Regions from separate parts of the Homo sapiens genome. Here all the other regions are linked to region 1. A link is an interaction called in ENCODE POLR2A ChIA-PET data of the cell type or tissue named here. Cell type or tissue: MCF 10A. All regions are shown on one strand. Region 1 holds the start of MIR4279 (microRNA 4279). Region 2 overlaps PDZD2 (PDZ domain containing 2). Region 3 overlaps PDZD2 (PDZ domain containing 2).

Region 1 (4,000 bases):
CAAGAATGTGTTAGGGTATTGGGATGGCTAGAATCCATTTGGAGCACATGAGAAAATGTATAGCATTTTCTGTTTAGGAGACATTTGAACCATCTAATTAAAAAAAAAAAAAAAAAAAGACTTAAGTCCGGATACTAGACCACCAGTTTTTTAATACATGGAAAATTTAGAAGCAATTTCAAAAATGTCTCACTGTGACTGGAACTAGGTTATGTCAATACAAGGCTCCTAGGGGAAAAATTTATACTGGATAAAACTCTAAAATAAATGAATATACTAAAAAACACCAAAAATCTGGCCAGCAGTGGTGGCTCACACCTGTAATCCCAGAACTTTGGGAGGCCGAGATGGGCAGATCACTTGAGACCAGGAGTTTGAGACCAGCTTGACCAACATGGTGAAACCCCATCTCTACTAAAAATACAAAAAATATCTGGGCATGGTGGCGGGCGCCTGTAATCCCAGCTACTCCAGGAGGTTGAGGCAGGAGAATCTCTTGAACCCGGAAGATGGAGGTTGCAGTGGGCCGAGATTACTCCACTGCACTCCCACCTGGGCAACAGAGCCAGACCCTGTCTCAAAAAAAAAAAAAGAAAGAAAATAGAATGGCTGCAAGAAGTAAACAGAGGATGTTTGCTCCTATTTTGTTCCTTACAAGTATAGCTAACAAAGGACCTTGTGAGTATTGGAATAATAAAATGTCATTCCCATTTAAGTTGCACATGTACATTTTTATACCTGCACCAAAGGTTTTTGGAATCTTTGTCTCTGGCTGTTGGATCATGAAAGACCCCTTTGGCTTCAGCTGTAAAACAAGGCAAATTTTACCCATAATAGAAACTACTATATATGTGTGTTGGTTTAGGGAAGCCTATTTTTTAACATTCTATTTCCTGATAAAACCTTAGAAAAATCATATTGTGTTTAAAAGTTGAGGATTTTTTCAGCAACTCAAGGGCTGACTGATAATTTCTGGTTTTGCTAGTACTTGTCTACAATGGAAGTTGGAAGCTTAGTCGGAGTAGAAAAGTTGTAAATTTGGTGTCATCAAGACAAATGGCTTTTATTTCCCAACAGACTTCTTTATAAAATAATTTAACCCCTTGATTTTTGTTTGCATTTGGATGCAATTTAAAAAAAAATCTGGCCCTTTAATAAGTGCAAGACAGATTAAATGTATTGTGAAATATCAGGTCACTGAGTGGAAAGTTTCTTCACTGATCATCCTAGCTTCACATTTTTAGTTATGTGAAGTACACATTTTGATAGTATTTTGGTTTTCTCCTGCCTGAAATCTTCAGTCCTCCTCCCTGGCAGTCTGTAGAATGAAGCAGCTGTGGTCCGTGGCCAAGTGTGCGTCCTTTGGTGATGGAAGAGCTGATCTGCAGATACCTGCAGGAGGAAGCCATGCATGATGTCTGCTGGGATATGATTTCCCCCCATACTCCTGGAAAATTAGAACCGTTTATAGCAGCCTGGTTCCAATACACTGGCAGGGCAAGGATTGGCTCCTTCTCTTACAAACACAGCGTGGCTGGATGCATTCATAAATGAAAAATGATCTGAGTGCTGTGGGTGGGTGGGGCTCTGGAGCTCAGGAGGTGAAGCCGGGAGGAGAGAGAGAGAATCTGCTCCTCAGCTCCACAGAGCATGGGGAGCTGGCAGGAAGTTGGAGCACGCATGGCGCAGCTTGTATTTTTGTTGATAGTTAATAACCCAGGACTTTAAAGACCTGAATGGAGAAGGGAAGTGAAGCACAACCAACTTTGGAGTCTGTCCCATTCCAGAGGCTGCTGAAGCACAGCAGAGCACGCTCACCTGACCAGCTCATAAAGCAGGTAGGACGGGAGACCTGAGTGGTGAAGAGAATCACATTTTCTCTCTGAACACAACTTACAGGTCTTCCAAGGGTTTATTATTTTTTAATTATATGAGAGATGAGCAGGTAATAATAACATAAAAGACTCAGCTTGAATTGTGCTGATATCTGCCCAAGCAAGAGTTCTCTCAGTTACTAGTGTGATGACCAAATGACAGTTTTATTCTGAGAGTTGCTTTAAAAAAAAAAAAAGAAAAAAAGCATGCAGCATTGAAGCTTTTTTAATTTAAACTCATTTAAAAATTGGCAGATGATAAATGAACTGCAGACACTGTGTTTTAGAACAAATACTTTGAAGGGAGTCAACCAGAAACCGATTTTCAGGCTTGACTGTGGCTCCATTTTCATATTTCAGAGCCAACGAGGTGCTCACTAATTTTTGCTGGCTTTTGTAAGAAAGGAGGTGGATGTATAACAGCTGTGAAATATCCAGAAATTGACTGGGATCCAGAGTGAAGCCCGAATGCACTAATGTTTTCTCCATTAAGGCAGGCTGCCTCTGCTCGGCTTCTAAGTCAAGGGATTGGAAAGCAGTGTGAAAGTGAAGTGTGAATCCTGAATATTTGTCATGGAGTGGGGGGAGTGCAGAGGGTTGGAAACTGTCACAGTGACGTTTCACACTCAGAAGTAGAAAATAAATGGGGAGGACCATGGGTGGCAGCCACATGCAAGGATAATTTTAAAACTGATTTTTGATTCCCATGATTGTAGCCGAGTCTCAGGGTGTTCCTTCCGTTGTCAAGGTTTGGGGCTTGTGATAAGAGAAGTAGAACAGAATAAAGATCATCTCCAGCCCCAGGTTCTGAATCATTTCTAGGCCTTGCTTCTCCTGGGCACTGGGATGATCTGACATGTTTTCCCTCACTAATGAAGTGGCCAGGGTGTTGGGGGATTGGGCTAACATGGAGGAGGTTGGATAGAAATGGTGCGTGTGGTCAGCCTGAGAAGAACGTCAGAGGTAGGTGGAGAATTTTGTTTCGGTAGAATAGCCCAGCCTGAATCCTGGAACTGTTTGCGTTGAGGTTTGGAGAATGCCCCGTAGCCACAGGGGTGTGTCTGAAAAGGCAAAATTGGGAGCTGCTTGGGTTACTGCTTACTGCCTGGCTGGCATCCTCATGCTGTGGTCATCCTCATGCCGTGGTGGCCACGTTTTGTGGCTTTGCATTTTAGTCCTGGAGGGCTGGGGGATGGCTGTGTTTAGTCAAGCAAGCCCACACATCATTGCTAGTCTCTCTTTCCGTGTGATTTCTCAGCATTACACAGCTAGCCTTCTATGGGAGGAGGAACGGCACCTCCTGTGGTCTTTTAGAAAACTTTTTCACCCCATGTTCCTACCGTCGCCACCCCAACTCTTGTCCTTTCTTGCCTACTGTTCACCTGTTGTGTGTGTCCCCTTTGTCTCCCATCCTTCAGACTGATCTGTCCCAGGTGCTATCTGCAGTGACTTAGAAGCTGTGTTGGGGACAGGTTCCTTCCCAGGGTTCCTGCTGGAAGCGGTGTTCAGCAAGCTATGGCCCTTAGGCAAATCCAGACTGCCCTAGCCTGTTTTTGTATGGCCTGGGAGCTAAGAATGTGTTTTATGTTTTGAAGAGTTGAAGAAACAAAGAAGAATATAGGACAGAGATAGTGACCCACAAAGCCTATCCGATCTTTAGAAAAAAACATTTGCTGGTTTGCTGGTTGGTCTGTTGATTTCCGCCCCCATTTAGAGACAGAGTTTCACTCTGTTGGCCAGATTGGTGTCAAACTTTTGACCTCAAGTGATCTGCCCACCTCGGCCTCCCAAAGTGCTAGGATTACAGGTGTGAGCCACTGCTCCCAGCACTCCACCTTGACCTGTTGATTTTTTAATATCATTGGTGAATAATGTGATCAGTGGGTTGATGCAGCAAGTTAAGCCCTCAGCAATTTGAATGGGCTCTTGTTTGGGAAACTGATTTTAGTTTCTTAGTCTGTATTGGTGCCATCGCCTCCAAATGGGTAGATTCAGGAGTTAGGAAGTTGAAGCTTTTCTGCAGGGTCCCAACAATAGTAAAGAAATATTAGATGAACTATGTGCCTGTGGTTGGATTTTCACCCTCTTTCCTGGTTTATGAACCTGCTGGAAAAGACACCTATGAG
Region 2 (4,000 bases), 110 kb before region 1:
ATGGGATTGCAGGCACCACACCTCGCTAATTTTTGTATTTTTAGTAAAAACAGGGTTTCACCATGTTGGCATGGCTGGTCTCAAACTCCTGACCTCAGATGATCCACCCGCCTCGGCCTCCCAAAGTGCCAGGATTACAGGCATGAACCACCACACCCAGCCCAGCTTAGTGAATTTTTATATTAACCATCACCCAAACTGAGAAACAGAACTTAACTAGTATGTCAGAGCCCTCCTTCTTACCTCTTACCAGTTACTAACCCCCCTTTACCAAAGTAAAGTGGTATCCAATAGCTGTAAGAACTTTCCTATCTATGGCTGGGTGTGGTGGCTCATGCCTGTAATTCCAGCACTTTCGGAAGCCAAGGTGAGTGGATCACTTGAGGTCAGGAGTTCAACCTGGCCAACATGGTGAAACCCTGTCTGTACTAAAAATACAAAAAATTAGCCGAGTGTGGTGGTAGGTGCCTGTAATCCCAGCTGCTCTGGAGGCTGAGGCAAGAGGGTCGCTTGAACCTAGGAGTCAGAGGTTGCAGTGAACCAAGATCATGCCACTGCACTGTAGCCTGGGTGACAGAGCGAGACTCCATCTCAAAGAAACAAGAAACAAAAAACTTTCTTGTCTAGTACCATTCTGATTTTTTCCAACTGTTTCATTCTACTTGTTCACATTTTCCCTCCAAACCACTCCCTTAATACATTTAATCCAATGGCTTTTTTTTTTTTTTTGAGACGAAGTTTCGCTCTGCCGCCCAGGCTGGAGTGCAGTGGAGCGATCTCGGCTCACTGCAAGCTCCGCCTCCCGGGTTCACGCCATTCTCCTGCCTCAGCCTCCCGAGTAGCTGGGACTACAGGCGCCCACCACCACGCCCAGCTAATTTTTTTTTTTTTTTTTGTATTTTTAGTAGAGACGGGGTTTCACCGTGTTAGCCAGGATGGTCTTGATCTCCTGACCTCGTGATCTGCCCGTCTTGGCCTCCCAAAGTGCTGGGATTACAGGCGTGAGCCACTGCACCTGGCTCTGATGGCATTTTTAACTTGTATGTTTTATTTTTTTAATATTCAACTTTTAAAAAATTATGAACTAGCCTATTTGGGACATCCATTTGTTTCTGTCAAGCTCCTCCTGCCTCCCCAGATTCCTCTGTCATCACAGCCATTTCCCTATCAGTAAGCCAGGCCCTGGAGTATTGGCTGTTAATTCTCCTCTATCCCTTTTTCCCAGACTTGCAGACACCCTTGATCATCCACATAAAAAGGGAAGCTGAGATGTCTTCAGGATAAAGTTACATGTTTTTTCATGAGACTTCTGCACAGTGTCCAAACACTCTGATCTGTACAGATAGAAAGGACACTTCTTGAGAGTCTTTTGGGAGAAGCCTTATCCTGCAATTCTGATTTCTTTGCTTTTCCTGACCAAGGCTTCTCAGGCTAATTCAGAGGCATTGTGGCACAGCTCAGACAGCAAGCAGTGACATTCTGAAGTTGCTTCTTCTGAGGAATTCACCCAGTGGGAAAGCAAGGGAGGATGGAAGACTTCTTGGGCAGTTTACGAAGTGTGGAGACCCAGTTCCCTGTTAGTGCTTTTCCTTATCAGAGATCATTACCTGGTAGAAAAGGAGATGTTCTGATGGAGGATTAAGCTAGATATAGTAAGTCACAGTGATATGGACATTTGAAAGTAATTGCTTGGGAAATGTAAAGAGGTCACAGTGGTTGAACTTAATGGTACAAAGAATAACCATGGGGCCAGGGGCAGTGGCTCACGCCTGTAATCCCAGCACTTTGGGAGGCTGAGGCAGTGGATCACGAAGTCAAGAAATCGAGACCATCGTGGCCAACATGGTGAAACCCCATCTCTACTAAAAATACAAAAATTGGCCGGGTGCAGTGGTTCACACCTGTAATCCCAGCACTTTGGGAGGCCGAGGCGGGTGGATCACGAGGTCAAGAGATCAAGACCATCCTGGCCAACATGGTGAAACCCCGTCTCCACTAAAAATACAAAAATTGGCCGGCTGTGGTGGCTCACGCCTATAATCCCAGCACTTTGGGAGGCCGAGGCGGGTGGTTCACAAGGTCAAGATATCAAGACCATCCTGGCTAACATGGTGAAACCCCGTCTCTACTAAAAAATACAAAAATTAGCTGGGCATGGTGGTGTGTGCCTGTAGTCCCAGCTACTTGGGAGGCTGAGGCAGGAGAATTGCTTGAACCTGGGAGGCGGAGGTTGCAGTGAGCCGAGATTGCGCCACTGCACTCCAGCTTGGCGACAGAGCAAGACTCCATCTCAGAAAAAAAAAAAAAAAATTAGCTGGGCGTGGTGGCGCTCACCTGTAGTCCCAGCTACTCAAGAGGCTAAGGCAGGAGAATCACTTGTACCTGGGAGGTGGAGGTTGCAGTGAGCCAAGATTGCCCCACTGCACTCCAGCCTGGGTGACAGAGTGAGACTGTTTCAAAAAAAAAAAAAAAAAAAAAAAGAATAACGATGGGGTGGGGAAAAGTATAAATGGAGTGAAAATTTTGGGCAAAGATAAGTGACTCAAAGTAACTAATAAAATGATTAAAAATCAATTCTGACTTTTAGTAGGTTTTTGTTTTGTTTTTTGTTTGTTTGTTTTAGAGATGGAGTCTCACTATGTTGCCCACGCTGGTCTCCAACTTGTAGACTCAAGTGATCCTCCCACCTTGGCCTCCCAAAGTGTTTGGATTACAGGCATGAGCCTGGCGTGATTCCATTTATGTAAGGGTCCTAGAATAGTCAAATTCATAGAAACAGAAAATGAAATGGAAGTTACCAGAGGTCGGGAGAAGGGACGAATGGAGAGTTATTAGTGGATGTAAAGTTTCAGCCTGGTGTGATGAAAAAGCCCTGGAGACGGGTAGTGGTGATGGTTGCACAACAACATGAATGTATTTATTGACACTCAACTGTACACTTGAAAATCATTCAAAAGGGTGCTTGCTTAAAATAATTAAAAAGGGTGCTTGCTTTGGCATCACCTATACTAAAATTGGAACAATACAGAGAAGATGAACATGGCTCCTGCTCAAGGATTTTTAAAAATAATAAAAATGGGTCGGGCGCGGTGGCTCATGCCATTAATCCCAGCACTTTTGGGGGACCCAGGCAGGCAGATCACCTGAGGTGAGGAATTTGAGACCAGTCTGGCCAACACGGTGAAACCCCGTCTCTACTGAAAATACAAAAATAAGCCAGGCACGGTGGCGGGCGCCTGTAAACCCAGCTACTCAGGAGGCTGAGGCAGGAGAATCACTTGAGCCCAGGAGGCGGAGGTTGCAGTGAGCCGAGATCGCGCCACTGCACTCCAGCCTGGGTGACAGAGCGAGACTCTGTCTCAAAAAAAATTAAAATGGTCAATTTTATTTTATGTATATTTTACCACAGTAAAAAGATGTGCAGTTAAGTACAAACCTAGTGTGTGAGGAAAAGTTTGGGGTCACAGGTGGCCAAGGCCTTGGGGAACACATTGGTGTCTTTAAGGAGGTTTTCCCTCGTTCCACAAGTCCCATGAGCAGGCCTGACCAACCCACTGCCACAGTGTCATTAACACTGTTAGCACAGTCGGTAGCCACTGTCTGTGCCTGGTTGATTAATAAGAAAGTACTTAGCTTCCTTCCAAAACTCTGGAAAAATGAGACAAATGTCATTAAAAGGTTAAGACACTTGTTGCTAATATCTTAAAAGTGGCCACTAGAAACAAAGGTGGAGGCTGGGCCTGGTGACTCATGCCTGTAATCCCGGTGCTTTGGGAGGCTGAGGTAGGCAGATTGCTTGAGTCCAGGAGTTTGAGAAAGCCTGGGAGACATGGCAAAACCACGTCTCTACAAAAAATACAAAAATTAGCCAGATGTAGTGGCACATGCCTGTAGTCCCAGCTACTGAGGAAGCTAAGGCAGGAGGATTACTTGAGTCTGGAAGGCAGAGGTTGCAGTGAACTGAGATGGTGCCACTGCACTGTAGCCTGGGCAACAGAGT
Region 3 (4,000 bases), 160 kb after region 1:
TACTACATTCCATTTTAGTGCCCTTGGTTTTTAATATCACTGCTGGAAAAATAAAAGTGCCTGCAGGGAAACATGTTTACCAAAGTGTCGCTCTGAGGAGAGGCTTCTAGAGGACATGGCACTTAAGCAAAAGCAACATGAGAGGGGCATGCAGAGGAAGAGAGAGCACAGCACGGGGGAATTTGGACTTTGGAGGTGGCTGGAGTTAAACGGAGAATTTCTAACATATTTAAAAATATTTCACTTGAGGCCAGCCGTGGTGGCTCACACCTGTAATCCCAGCACTTTAGGAGGCTGAGCCGGGCAGATCACTTAAGGTGAGGAGTTCAAGACCAGCCTGGCCAACATGGTGAAACCCCATCTCTACTAAAAATACAAAAATTAGCTGGGGATGGTGGCAGGCGCCTGTAATCCCACCTACTTGGGAGGCTGAGGCAGGAGAATCGCTTGAACCCAGGAGGCTGATGTTGCAGTGAGCTGAGATCGCGTCACTGCACTCCAGCCTGGGCAACAGAGTAAGACTCAATCTCGAAAAAAAAAAAAAAAAAGCCAGGCCCAGTGGCTCAGGCCTATAGTCCCAGCACTTTGGGAGACCAAGGCAGGCGGATCACTTGAGGTCAGGAGTTCAAGACCAGCCTGGCCAATATGGTGAAACCCTATCTCTACTAAAAATAAAAAATTAGCCAGGCGTGGTGGCAGGTGCCTGTGATCCCAACTACTCGGGAGGCTGAGGCACGAGAATAGCTTGAACCCAGGAGGTAGAGGTTGCAGTGAGCTGAGATCGTGCCACTGCACTCCAGCCTGGGTGACAGAGCTAGACTCCATCTCAATAAAAATAAAAATATTTCACTTGAACATATGTATTGAATATTTTAAAACATGTCAGAAGTGTCCTGTTAAGCTCCAGCATTGGTCCCATAACTTCTTGAGGGGATCTCTGAATTCATAGCAGTTCCCCTTGCCATTGGCAGTGAATGACATTTCTGTTCAGCACTCAGGATTTATTCTTCCATTAGTTTGGAATGGAAGTTTTGACCAAAAGAGAGCAGAAAATACCTGTTCTCTTTTGTATAGTAGAAAGGAGATCATTTTAAATGCATTCTTATAAAATGAAGAAATTGCTTTTTTCTTTAATGTTCTTCAAATATATTTATATTATTTAGTTTGGATCAACTTCTAGTCTCAGCGGGGGACCAGCAAAGATTACAGTCTGTTTTATCGTCAGTGGGATCGAAATCTACCATCCTAACTCTCATTCAGGAAGCGAAAGCACAATCAGAGGTGAGTGAAACACAGAAAGCTCAGGAACATGAATTGCGGCCGCGTGAGTGCCCAGGTATGTGCTGCCTGCCCAGACAGCCGAGGAGAGCCCGCCCCGAGTCCTGGAGAGGGAGGACTGCCTTGGGTTGCGAGTTTCACAGCTCAGTCTGACTTTGGCCTCACGTGCTGCTAGCCAGCTTCAGAAGCTAGACCTTGTCTTGAATGTTCAGGTGCCAGATGGGTGTCACTGCTGTTTTCATCCCCCAAGTAGCAACTAGTTACCATTCTCCTAACTCCTATGTGTGGAGTTTGTTTGCAGAGAGTCCTCAAAGCAGAGCTAGTCATCTCGGAAATACCTCTCGCCACCTAACTGTGGACATAAACTAGTCAAGGGAGCCACCTGCTGGTGAGAGAAGAGTTACATTGGTGTAGTCCCGCCGTTGCCCTGAAATATGGTGGACCCCTGAACAACATGAGGGTTGGGGCACTGACCTTCGAGCAGTGGAAAATCCACATATAACTTTTAACTCTCCCAAAAACTTAACTACTAACAACCTACTGTTGACCGGAAACCTTACTGATAACATAAACAGTCAATTAACACAAGTTTTGTCAGTTATATGTATTATATACTGTCTTCTTACAACAACGTAAGTTAGAGATAATAGAACGTTATTAAGAAAATCCTAAGAGGCCAGGTGCAGTGGCTTACACCTGTAATCTCAGAACTTTGGGAGGCCAAGGCGGGCAGATCACTTGAGGTCAGGAGTTCAAGACCAGCCTGGCCAATATGGTGAAACCCTGTCTCTACTAAAAATACAAAAATTAGCTGGACATGGTGGTGGGTGCCTGTAGTCTCAGCGACTCAGGAGGCTAAGGCGAGAGGATTGCTTGAACTTAGGAGGCAGAGGTTGACATGAGCTAAGATTGCACCACTGCATTCCAGCCTGGGTGACAGAGCAAGACTTCATCTCAATTAAAAAAAAAAAGTCATAAGAGAAAGTGTATTTACTATTCATTAAGTGGAAGTGGTTCATCATAAAGGGCTTCATCCTTGTCATCTTCACACTGAGTAGCCTGAGAAGGAGGGAGGGGTTGGTCTTGCTGCCTCAAGGATAAAGAGGCTGAAGAAACCCTGAGTGTGAGTGGACCTGTACAGTTTGAGCCTGTGTTGTTCAAATGTCACCTGTAGAAGAGCATCTGAACCCTGGAGTACAAGGAATTACAAATAAAATCTTTCAGTAAATCAGTTGTGACAATAAACATTGACAGAAGAAACCACAGGTTCACATCTAGGATACTAATCTGAAGATCAATTTCTTGGGGCTATACGTAGAGATTTGAACCCTAATGAATGAATATTTTCTATTTAGAGAAATAAATATGAATGTTTCTTTAGTGGTAGTATACCTGGGTCACTGAAGTCATCTAAGAATGCTGTTCCAGAAATTCAAATATAGAGGGGCTGTGTGGTTTCTCAGCCAACAGCCAGCCTTGGCACCTAGTAAGGAGTTGGCCAGGAGGCGAGGAGAGAGGTTGGAATAAAGGAGACCAGTCCCTTCAGGTTCCACTCCCTTCTGATTCTCAGCCGCTGATTTGGGTCTGTGCAGTTAAGACATGCCTTGACAGGAGGATCATCTGAGGCCAGGAGTTCGAGACCAGCCTCATCAACATAGTGAGACCCCTCATCTCTCAAAAAAAAAAAAAAAAGATTAAATTTAAAAAATTAGCCAGGCGTGGTGGTATATGCCTGTAGTCCTACCTACATGGGAATCTGAAGCAGGAGAATCACTTGGGTCCAGTAGTTTGAGGCTCAGTGAGCTATGATCGTGCCAGCGCACTCCAGCCTGGGTGACAGAGCAAGACCCTGTCTCTGAAAGAAAAACAAAATGTCTTGAGATGCTAAGCACTTCCGCTTTCAGTAAAAGGGAATAGCCCCTCATCTCTCTTCCTCCTCCCACTTGTTATTACAATAAGGAAGGATTTCATGTGTGAAAGTCTCATTCTGAGACCACCAGTCAAGGGGGCACAGGTGGGGTCACACGTTGCCAGGCCCCCTTTACCCCAGACATTTTAGTGTTAGATGAAATGTCAGAGGAGAAGACCAGACTGTCCAGCCAACCACAAGCAAGATGTACATCTTCAGGAACCTCAAACAAAGTATGGCCAGCATGCCACAGTGCTGCCCGAGGGTGGCTTATTCTAGGGCCTTCCTCACCCCCTACTACTCACGCTCACCACGAGGCAGGGTTGTGGTTTGGTTTGAAGATCATTCCTACATATCAGAACACGGCGTTCTTTTCCCTTTATTTTCTCACTGTCTTCAGAGAGGAGCGTTGAGCAGGGCTATCCTTACTCTGCCATCCTCAGTCTAGAAGCTTCCTGCCTTGCTTTTTCCAATGAGTATGGTTTGCAGGTACTAAAAATAGAACTGCACAAAACTATTTTCTGTGTCCTTGGCAGTGCTGTGAGAGATTCGAGGCTTCGAGGCTGAAAACAAACCCTGGCCTCCTGACTTCAACACACCCAAACCTTGGAGAGCTCTTGATGGTTGATCTGGCCGCCCTGAGACTGTGCTGAGGCTCTCAGAGGCAAAATTTGGCGCAATAGTCAGCTTCTAGCATATCTGTGTCCTTAAACACCACTGGAAAAAAATGTGAATACATTGAAATTTTTGTGATTTAACTTGTCCTGGAATGCAGGAGGGCCTCATTTTCTTTTTTTTTTTCCTTCTCCTTTT

What was found. Peaks named below come from ENCODE experiments on the same cell type or tissue, not always from the same donor. Only the 100,000 strongest peaks of a DNase experiment are listed, where the experiment ranks them.
Region 2: POLR2A ChIA-PET joins it to region 1 with 5 read pairs; 3 of 35 experiments call an interaction of 5 or more read pairs at or near these places.
Region 3: POLR2A ChIA-PET joins it to region 1 with 5 read pairs; 2 of 35 experiments call an interaction of 5 or more read pairs at or near these places.

What each region holds. Positions count from the first base shown.
Region 1 is chr5:31,934,509-31,938,508 of GRCh38, forward strand. The region is part of intron 2 of PDZD2 (PDZ domain containing 2); the gene reads left to right. It overlaps MIR4279 (microRNA 4279), which reads right to left and starts at 1,651; the gene lies at 1,594-1,651. In MCF 10A, no CTCF peak of the experiment used is centred here; DNase peaks (open chromatin) are centred at 1,573 and 2,853.
Region 2 is chr5:31,829,455-31,833,454 of GRCh38, forward strand. The region is part of intron 2 of PDZD2 (PDZ domain containing 2); the gene reads left to right. It also overlaps the pseudogene RNU6-760P. Among named protein-coding and RNA genes, the nearest start is that of MIR4279, 100 kb to the right of the region's middle. In MCF 10A, no CTCF peak of the experiment used is centred here; no DNase peak of the experiment used is centred here.
Region 3 is chr5:32,091,744-32,095,743 of GRCh38, forward strand. It overlaps PDZD2 (PDZ domain containing 2), which reads left to right. Exons shown (of 25, transcript NM_178140.4): 21 at 1,164-1,281. It overlaps LOC105374711 (a long non-coding RNA gene), which reads right to left. Exons shown (of 4, transcript XR_007058716.1): 4 at 1,868-4,000. Among named protein-coding and RNA genes, the nearest start is that of GOLPH3, 81 kb to the right of the region's middle. RefSeq lists enhancers at 886-1,387, 914-1,083, 1,388-1,887, 1,536-1,595. In MCF 10A, a CTCF peak has its summit at 1,680 (motif pointing left); a DNase peak (open chromatin) is centred at 1,638.